Linked DNA regions of Homo sapiens: region 2 is linked to region 1. A link is a loop called in an ENCODE intact Hi-C map of the cell type or tissue named here. Cell type or tissue: sigmoid colon. All regions are shown on one strand. Each heading gives the region's core, and the rest is flanking DNA. Links, peaks and the distances in the headings are about the cores only.

Region 1 (5,395 bases), core at 244-5,243:
CAGAAATAATTATACCATTCCATGCTCACAGGCCAGTGGGAATTCTCACAGTAAGCATTTTGTCCAGAGAATATTCTTCTTAGGGAACTATAACATTCCAATGATAATGGTAGTCAGCCATGTGGCTGGATCATCGTTCCTGTATCCTGGTCTCTATGACTTAGTGTGGTGATGGTGTCATTGTGTCCAAGTGTGACAGAATTGTTAGTGTGTAGTGTCTGTCTCCTATCTCAGGCTCACAGTCCCTTTTATAAACATGCCTGGATTGATGATGGCTTCAGTATCTTTTGGAAATCTGGACTGAGCAATAGAATTGCTTCTCTCAAATTGATTTCAAGTCATATAAAAGGCCATGTTACACATATATTGTTAATCTGAGGGAGGCTGTGATCATTTAAGTTGTATTTTATAAACACTAGGACCACCAGTAAGAAAACAATTCAAAAAATATTAAAAGAACAACCAAAGAATTAAAATAGAATAACCGAAAAGATCTGTTTAACACAAAAGAAGGCAGTTAAAGATGAACAGAGGAACCAATAAGACATATAGAAAACAGATAGGAAAATGACAGACATAAACCCAGCCATATGACAATTATATTAAATTTTTAAGAGATTAGGAAATTCCGTTGTTTTTTAAACATGAGCAACTATACGCTGTCTACAGAAGAGACACTTTAGAACAAAAGATACAAATAGTTGGAAAGTAAAAAGATGGAAAAAGCTATATCCAGCGAATCCAGAAGAGAGCAGAAGTGGCTATTCTGACATCAGAAAAAAGAGACTTTAAGATAAAGTATTGCTAGAGAGGAAGAAGGATAGTATTTAATGATAGAAGGGTTAATATGGAATATGTAACAATTACAATCATATCAGCACTAACAACAGTGCCCAAAACTACATACACTGAAATTTAACATGATTGAGGGGATCAATAGGCAATTCAACAATAAAAGCTTTTGTTCATACCCTCTTCTTAATCAGTGATAAGTCAATTAGATAGAGCATCATTGAGGTTACAACATACTTCAGCAATGTTGTCAACCAATTTGACCTGAGATAGATAGATAGACAGTTAGACAGACAGACAGACAGACAGAGAAAACTTCACCCAACAACAGAAATACAAATTATTTTCAAGCATACCTGGAACATTCTCCAGGATAGAGTATATGTTAGGCTATAAAACTGTACTCAATAAATTTAAGATTGAAACCATGTAGAGTATGTTGTGTGACCATAGAGGAATTAGAAATCAACACAGAAATAAATTTGGAGGTCACAAGATATTTGGAAATTAACACACTTTACAGAGCCCATTGGTCAAAAATATATATATTAAACTAGAAAGGCCGGGGGTGGTTGCTTACACCTGTAATTCCAGCACTTTGGGAGGCGTAGGTGGGCACATCACTTGAGGCCAGGAGTTCAAGACCAACCTGGGCAACATGGCAAAACCCCATCTCTACAAAAAAATACAAAAAATGAGTTGAGCATGGTGGTGCATGCCTGTAGTCCCAGCTACTCAGGAGGCTGAGGTAGGGGAATCACCTGAGCCCAGCAGGTAGAAGCTGCATTGAACCAAGATTGCACCACTGCATACCAGCCTGGGCGACAAAGTGAGACCCTGTCTAAAAAATAAAAGGAATCCAGAAAACATCTTGCATAGAATTTGATACAACTAAAGACATGCTTAGAGGGATATTTATAGTTTTAAATAACTGTATCAGAAAAAAAGGGAAGATAAATAAATGACATAAGCTTCCACCTTAAGAAACAAGAAAAAGACTAAACTAGAAGATGAAATCCAAAGCAAGCAGAAAGAAGTAAACAATAGGGATTGGAGCAAAAATTGATGACATAAAAAACCAGACAAAATACAGAGAAAAATCCATGAAACCAAAAGTTGGGTTTGTGCAGAGATTTGTGAAATTTACAATCCTTTAGCTAGACTGACACAGATCATTAGAATTAGGAATGATGGAGACAACATCACTACTGACCCTATAGATTGGATCAGGAATGTCGCTGTTTGCTGCATTGTGCTTTCTTGAGGGGAGAGCTATGAAGGAAAACAAAGTTCTCATTGCACTTACAACTCAACAACACAGCGTTGACATTTTGATTCTCACTGGCTTCAGTGCTCATCTCTGTGAGGTTTCCAGAAGATCCCGTAGCAATATCACTCATTCTAAATTTATCTTTGGGCTACTCTGGGAACGCTGTCTATGGGTTAGCCCTGCTCTGCAAGGAGCAGTAAGAAAATATATATATATTTTTTGAGGCTGAGTCTCGCTCTATCGCCCAGACGGGAGTGCAGTGGCACGATGTTGGCTCACTGCAACCTCCACCTCCAGGGTTCAAGCGATTCTCCTGCCTCAGCCTCCCAAGTAGCTGGGATTACAGGCACGTGCCACCACACACCGCTAATTTTTGTGTTTTTGTAGAGACAGGGTTTCACCATGTGGGCCAGGCTGGTCTCAAACTCCCAACCTCAGGTGATCTGCCCTCCTTGGCCTCCCAAAGTGCAGGGATTACAGGCATGATCCACTGTGCCTGGCAAGTATGTTTGTAGCCAGTGGGGAATTATTTTAACTAGGCAATAATTTGATCTATTTTGGGAAGCCTCTTGTAATCAAATCATATATCAACATTAATCACATGGTGAGTCCTCCATGGTTTTCATTCCTAGAGATTCTAGGATGTTTGACATTTCTCTGCTTAGCTTATAGCAGAAAGGTATTGGATATCAAGAATGTTTGAACAGTTTCTCCTTTTTGGGAATGAAGATGAAATTGGGCTAGAATGAGATGTGTGATTGAGAGAATGTCCCTGAGGCCTGAGCAGTGTGTCCTTTTGGGTATGGGCATTGGAAGCATGTAGTGAATTCTTATAATTTTATGTTGCCTCGGCATCCATCTTGAGTATAAGTTTAACTTTGTTATACCAGAAGCAAGGCTTACTCACTTTTGCACAGTTTCCAGTTCTACACCTCCTTCTCGTTCCTCAGTGTGATTGGTCCAGATAGCTGCCTTATCCAACTGCCTCCTTTGGACCACTTCATCATGGGACAGCTTGATGCAATCTACTTGACAAGACCCTGGAACCCCACACCCCTCATGGAACCAGTGTCCACCTCCCAGTCACAGTGTGACCCCAGGGAACTCTTGCCTGCTTGCTTTAAACCCACCACTTAAAAGTCTCCACAGAAAACCTGTTTGAATAGTACCCTTGACCCAATAAGGGCATTGGCCCCTGGGTGTCTCTCTCTCTCTCTCTCTCTCTCTCTCCCTCTCTCTCCCTCTCTCTCTCTCGCTCCCTGACCTCTGCGTGTGGACTCCAGGCATGCCATATACCCCTCAGGACCTGTAAGTAATACTATCTTTATTTTTATTTTATATCTCTCCTAATCATTGAAAAGGTGCTCTCTATCTTGAAGATACTATATTAAATAAAATGAGAACTTGTCCCTAACACAGTTAGTGATAGGCTGAAACACGCTGATTGCACTCTTTACCCATTTAGTGATTTTTCTCAAGTTACTCTACACCATGTATTATCAACATAATTGATATTACAGAATAGAATTATAAGACACTTCTTTTGCCACAGAAAGTTCTATTGGACTCAGATTATCTAGAGCTACTACATGTATGCTATTCTATGATAAAAGATGTAGATGTGATAAAAACATTTATAAAATATCTGTCTTAGAAAAGTTAGCTAAAATTATTTTGGGAAAAGTATGTTTGAAAATAGAATCGTAAGCTACCACATTGTGATAAATATTTCTAAATGTGTCTATTAACTTGTCAGGAGACAACAGAGTGAATTAAAACAGTAGCCTTGTATCAGTATGTTTTTATTCAGAAGACAAATGCACGTTTTAACTATTATATGTTCTTGGCTTAACTTTTTTTGTAAAGTTAAGACATTACACTTTTACATGAATCTGTAATTTCAAGATATCTTAATGGTTGACAGGGACAGGACAATTGAAGAAAACCTGTAAATACATTTGGTAAAATTTATGATGGATTGTTTTGCAGATGGCTTCAGAGGTTATTAGCACATCTGTTTGAGATATGCACAGTTTTACATTTGTCCCTTAGGTAATCAACAGGGCTGAGATCAGTAAATCACATGTAAGCCACTGTTATGAGGCTATTCTGAATAGAGTTACATCATTTTATCATATCTAGACTTTCTAGTTATATTGGTGCTGTTGAAAATGATTTTGTATTACATGCTTTCTTCCAAATCATAGATCAAGATATTTTATTTATGTATGTCTTTTAAATGAAGAGTGGTTAGGATAGTCCTGATTATTGCACATAAATATTGCCTTTCACTAGATTATTGTTTTGGGCCAAATTTTAGACTATTATTTTAAAAAAGAGTACCTTAGTTTAATCCAACCTTTCCAGATACTTAGAAATTATTGAAATGTATATTTTGTGAAGATGGTCTTATGAAAGTTGTTGAGCTAGAAACATGTCCTTCACCAGTGGAATTCTTAGAAGCTTTCCTTGGGCTTCACTGGGTGCTAATAGACCATGATCGTATTGCTCTGTATATAATGGTACAAATTTTGTTTTATAACACTCAGTCTTAATAGAATGGGAATATTTTATCTTACTAACGTAGTCATTAGCTGGCCACTCTCTGTGTCCATTGGACCTTATAGGGTAAAGGGAGGGCAGTGCGTATTTGAAGCCTGTGCACGTGACACACAAAGGGCTTAGCAACCTCCGTGTTTTCCCAGCACAGGATACCCATTCTTCCTGAATGTTTCATTGTTAAATTAGATTGTGTGTGTGTGTGTGTGTGTGTGTGTGTATTTTATATTAACATACAGATGTATGTATTTTAGTTGCATTTTTTTTCTTAAAATGTTATTTTTTCTCTTTTTCTTTTATGTCAGGTGATGATAGAGCCCCTAGGGAAGCAAAACTGTCCATGCCCTTGCCTTAACTTTCAGATACGATAAAAACAACATTTATAAAATACCTGTCTTAGAAATATTAGCTAAAATTATGTTGGGGAAAGTATGTTTGAAAATAGAATTGTAAGCTACCACATTGTGATAAATATTACTAAATTTGTTTATTGACTTGTCAGGAAGCAAAAGAATGAATTAAAGAAAACTCCAGAGAATGAGCTGACAACCTACTCCCTGGTCAGTGGCTCTCCATGCCTACCTGTGGTCTCTTGGACACCCTTGCAGGTATGTGGGCAGGGAACTGCATGTTTATAGGAAACAGGCCTAGGATGGAAGGAGTTAATAGATCTTGCTCTTCTTGAGTTTGATGACATTTGTTTCCAGTTAAATAGCATGAAAACCCATCTGAGAGCCAGCTGAGGGTGGATACAGTTCTGGGGAGTTAAAGACG
Region 2 (5,395 bases), core at 316-5,315, 70 kb before region 1:
TTGACAAAGGAACCAATTTTAGTGCTTTGTTATTTTTACTGTTGAGTATTTTCTGAGACCATTTCTTTTTCTTCTATTTTGTTTTGCTGAGGTAGAGGAGGGCTGGAATGAGGTCCTCCACTTCAGAAAATAGGGGTGAGTAGTTAAACCAACATCCTTTGGAATTCATATACGTCATGCGTTCCATGCCACATCCTGAGATCTTTTTGTTGATTTTTTTAGTGGCTTACTGGATAATATCTAAATACTGTATATTTTACTTTGGTGAGTCTCTCCACCTTCATTTCTGAATCATTGTCCTTTACATTTTTATTCTATTTGAATTTTGCATGAAATGACAAATGTAGAATTTTGCCCAATTTATTTTATTTATTCATTTATTTATTTGGGAAGACAAAGTCTCTCTCTGTCACCCAGGCTGGAGTACATTGGCCCAGTCAGAGCTCACTTCAGCTCTTCACCCTGTAGCCCTTAACTCCTGGGCTCAAGTGATCCTCCACCCTCAGCCTCCCAAGTATCTAGGAATACAGGTATGTGTTACCACACATAGCTAATTTTTAAATTTTTTATTTTGTGAAGATAGGATCTTACTGTGTTGCTAAGGCTGGTCTTGAACTACTGGGCTCAAGCAGTCCTCTTGTTTTGGCTTCCCAAAGTGCTAGGATTACAGGCAGGAGCCACCATGCCTGGCATCATTAGGGATATTGGTCTGTGATTCACTTTTGATGATGTCTTTGGTTTTGATAAAAATTAGGGTAATAGTAGACTCATGGAATAAGTTGGGAAATGTTTTCTGCTCTCCTGTTTTTTGGAAGAGTTGTGAAGGATTGATGTTATTTCTTTAATGATTTGGTAGAATTCATCAGAGAAATCATTTGTGTGGAATTTTATTTGTGGAAACTTGAGTAGCTAATTCAATCTCTTGTTAAAGGTGACTTCAATTTTCTGTTTTTCCTTCTTGTGACAGTTCCTGTAATTTATATATTTCTAGGAATGTGCCTATTTAATCTAGGTTATGTAATTTGTTGACATAACTTGTTTATATAAGGGTGTTAGTCTGATTTTCATCCCAGATTTTATGAAAATTGGGTCTTCTGTTTTCAGTAGTGTAGATATAGTTATGTCAATTTTTTAAGAGACAGAGTCTTACTGTGTTGTTTATGCTGGCCTTGAACTTCTGAGCCTAAGCAATCCTGCTACCTCTGCATCTTGAGTAGGTGGGAGTGTGGGAACACACCACCACACCTGGCCTGTCACTAAACAAACAAAAAATTTCAGTGAACCAGCTTTTGATATTTTTATTTTTCTTCTGTATTTTTTATTTTATTTATTGGCATTTTATTCTTATATCTTTTATTCTACTTGATTTAGCTTTGCTTTGTTTTTCTGTTTTCTTAAGGTAAAAGTTTAGATTATTGATTTGAGATTTTCCTTTTTTTAATATGGACATTTACAGCTATAAATTTCCCAAAGAACTCTTTTAGCTACATATATATTTTCTTTTGTTGTGTTTTGTTTCCTTTGATTTCAAACTATTTTATAAATTTTCTTATTTCTCCCAAGAACTCCCAATGATTCTTAGTAATGTGTTAATTTCCATATATTGTGAATTCCCCCCAATTTTTTTCCTTTATTTCTGATATGATTCTATTGTGGTTGGACACCATACTTTTCTGATTTCTTTACTTTCAGATTTGTTGATACCAGTGTGTGGTCTAATACCTACCCTGCACACTGTTCCATGTGCACTTGAAAATAATATATTTTCTACTGGTTAGATTGTTCCATAGATGGATGTTATGTAACTGTTTTATAGTGTTGTTTGTCTTCTATTTCCTTGATCTTCTGTCTCATTGTTATGTTCATCATTGAAAGTGAGGTATTGAAATTTTCAGTTATTATAATGTTTATTTTGCCTTCCATTCTGTCATTTTTAAAATTTAATTTGGGGGTTATGTTGTTGGATGCACGTATCTTTATTATTGTTATATCTTCCTGATGGATTGACAGTTTAATCATCATGAAATGTCCTTTGTCTCTACCAACAATTTTTTTTTTTTTGAGATGGAGTCTCGCTCTGTTGCCCAGGCTGGAGTGCAGTGGCACCATCTCTGCTCACCACAAGCTCCGCCTCCTGGGTTCACACCATTCTCCTGCCTCAGCCTCCCGAGTAGCTGGGATTACAGGCACCTGTCACCACGCCTGGCTAATTTTTTGTATTTTTAGTAGAGACGGGGTTTCACCATGTTAGCCAGGATGGTCTCGATCTCCTGACCTCGTGATCCACCCACCTCGGCCTCCCAAAGTGCTGGGATTACAGGCGTGAGCCACCGTGCCTGGCCCTCTACCAACAATTTTTATCTTGAAATTTATTTAGCCTGATAATTGTAGTTTTTGTCTGACTTATAGCCCATAAACTCTCTCTGGTTACTGTATGCAGTTTATCTTGTCATTATTTTACTATCTACCTATTTTTAATTAAAACAAAATATCTTTGAGACAGGATCTCACTCTCTCACCCATGCTGTAGCGCAATGGCATGATCATAGCTCACTGCAACCTGAAACTCTTGTAATTCAAGCAATTCTTCCACCTCAGCCTCCTGAGTATCTGAAACTACAGGCCAACACCACCACACCTGGCTAATTTTTTTGTATTTTTTTTCTTGTAGAGATGAAATCTTGGTATCTTGCCCAGGATGGTTATTTTCTACCTATTTTTTGTCCTTGAATCTAAAGTGTATCTTTTGTAGAGAGCATATAGTTGTATCATGTGTTTTTTTAAAAAGATACATCTCTGCCTTTTAAGTGGAGAGTTTACTTCATGAACATTTAATGTAATTACTGATAAGGTAAAATTCACATCTGCCATTTTCTATTTTCTTTTATGGCATATATCTGTTTTGTTTTTCTTATTGTTCTTTATGTTAAATAAGTAATAGTGTACTGCTTTAATTTTCTTTTTAATTTTTTGTGTTTACTTATTAGTGGTTGCCTTTGAGATTATAGTTAATTTGTTAATTTATAATATAGCTTAGATTTAATAGTTAATTTTAATAGTACACAGAAACTATTTTTCAATATAGCTCTGTTTTCTCACCCTTCCTTTTGTATATTATTGTCATTCAAACATTTATACCATCTTTTATATTTGCCTAATAATTATTTTACTGGTCCTGTGCATTTCTTCATATGGATCAAAGTTAATGTCTAGTGCTATTTCACTTAAGGCTGAAGTCTCCATTTAATTTTTCTGGTAGGATAGGTATTTTGACAAATTCAGCTTTTGTTGGTTTAGAATGTCATTTCTTTTTTATTTTTGAAGAGTACTTTTGCTGTTTCAAGATCTATGGGTAGACAGTCTTACTTCTTTTTCTTTAAAATAGTTTGAATATGTTATCTTACTGTTTTATGGCTTCAAGAGTTTCTGATGAGAAATCAGCTGTTAGTCTCATTGAGGATTCCTTGTACCTGATGGGTTTGTTTTTCTCTTCATATTTTGAAGACTGGCTTTTGAAATTTTTACTATGACGTCTCCATGTCTTTATGTGTATCTCACTTGAGTGAGTCAAGTTCATTTGACTCATTTTATATGTACATGTATGTTTTTCCCTTACATTAAGGAAATTTTAGGCGTTTGTTCTTCAAACTGTTTCTGCCCTTCTACTGTGACTTTTATGAACATGTTGATATGCTGTGTTCCTCAGTTCTCTGAAGCTGTTTTTCTTTTTTCTTTCTGCTTCACAGAATGGATCTCCTCAACTGTCCTGTATTCAAATTCGATTACCTTTTCCTGCTAGCTCAAATAGTGTGATTAAATTTTTCTAGTGAATTTTTATTATTTATTTCTCTGTATCTTTATTGTCTAGTAATTGATACATTTTTAAAAAATTTAAATTTTAGGTTTAGGAGTACATGTGCAAGTTTGTTATATAGGTAGATTGTGAGTCATGTTGGTTTGGTGTACAGATTATTTCATTACCCAGGTAATAAGCATAGTACCTGATAGGTAGTTTTTTGATCCTCACTCTCCTCCCACCTTCTACCTTCAAGTGCTCCCAGTTACAAGAGAGAATGTATGGCATTTAGTTTACTGTTCCTGCATCAATGTGCTTAGGATTATGGCCTCCAGCTCTATTCATGTTGCTGTAAAGAACATGATTTCATTCTTTTTTCATGGCTACATAGTATTCCAAGGTGAAAATGCTCCATATTTTCTATGTCCAGTCTACCAGTGTGATAGTTAATATTGAGTGTCAACTTGATTGGATTGAAGGATGCACAGTATTGTTCCTGGATGTGTCTCTGTGAAGGTGTTGCCAAAGGAGATTAAAATTTGAGTCAGTGAATTGGGAGAGACAGATTCACCCTCAATCTGGGTGGGCACAATCTAATCAGCTGCACAGTCTCATCAGCTGCTGGTAGAATAAAGCAAGCAGAAGAATATAGAAGGACTAGACTGTCTGAGTCTTCCAGCCTTCATCTTTCACCCATGCTAGATGCTTCCTGCCCTTGAACATTGGACTTCAAGCTCTTGTACTCTTGGACTTACACCAGTTGTTTGCAAGGGGCTCTCAGGCCTTCAGCCCACACTGTTGGCTTCCCGACTTTTGAGGTTTTGGGACTCAGACTAGCTTCCTTGCTCCTCAGCTTGCAGAGGAACTATTATGGGACTTCACCTTGTGATTGTGTGAGTCCATCCTCCTTAATAAACTCCCTTTTATATATACATCTATCCTATTAGTCCTGTCCTTCTGGGAAACCCTGACTAATACAACCAGTCCTGGGTACCTGGGTTGATTGTATGTCTTTGCTCTTGTGAATACCACAGTGATGAACATTGAAGTGCATGTGTCTTTTGGTAGAATGATTTATTTTCTTTTGGGTATATACCAGAAATGGGATTGTTGGGTGAAACTGTAGCTCTGTTTTAAGTTATTTGAGAAATTCTCAGACTGTTTTCCTCAGTGACCGGACTAATTTACATTCCCACCAACAGTGTTTAAACATTCCCCTTTTTCTTCAGGCTTGCCAGGATCTTTCTCTTTTTTGCTTTTAATAATAGCCATTCTGACGTTGTGAGATACTATCTTATTGTGGGGTTTTTTTTGTTGTCGTCGTTGTTTGTTTTTCGAGACAGAGTCGCCCAGGGTGGAGTGCAGTGGTGTGATCTCTGCTCACTGCAGCCTATGCCTCCCGGGTTCAAGCGATTCTCCTGCCTTAGAGTCCCAAGTAGCTGGGACTGCAGGCGTGTGCCACCATGCCTGGCTACTTTTTGTATTTTTAGTACAGATGGGGTTTCACCATGTTGGCCAGGCTGGTCTCGAACTCGTGACCTTGAGTGATCCACCACCATGGCCTCCCACTGCTGGGATTACAGGCATGAGCCACCGCAT

The links. Hi-C counts contacts between places; a loop is a spot of excess contacts. Peaks named below come from ENCODE experiments on the same cell type or tissue, not always from the same donor. Only the 100,000 strongest peaks of a DNase experiment are listed, where the experiment ranks them.
Region 2: it touches region 1 in a loop (2.7-fold over the local background); 3 of 110 quality-filtered maps call a loop at or near these places.

What each region holds. Positions count from the first base shown.
Region 1 is chr15:25,112,287-25,117,681 of GRCh38, forward strand. SNHG14 (small nucleolar RNA host gene 14) reads left to right here. Exons shown (of 148, transcript NR_146177.1): 59 at 3,013-3,370; 60 at 5,124-5,229. It overlaps IPW (imprinted in Prader-Willi syndrome), which reads left to right and starts at 4,259. Exons shown (of 3, transcript NR_023915.1): 1 at 4,259-5,229. In sigmoid colon, for the core only: no CTCF peak of the experiment used is centred there; no DNase peak of the experiment used is centred there.
Region 2 is chr15:25,042,381-25,047,775 of GRCh38, forward strand. All of the region lies in intron 23 of SNHG14 (small nucleolar RNA host gene 14), which reads left to right. Among named protein-coding and RNA genes, the nearest start is that of SNORD109A, 3.1 kb to the left of the region's middle. In sigmoid colon, for the core only: no CTCF peak of the experiment used is centred there; no DNase peak of the experiment used is centred there.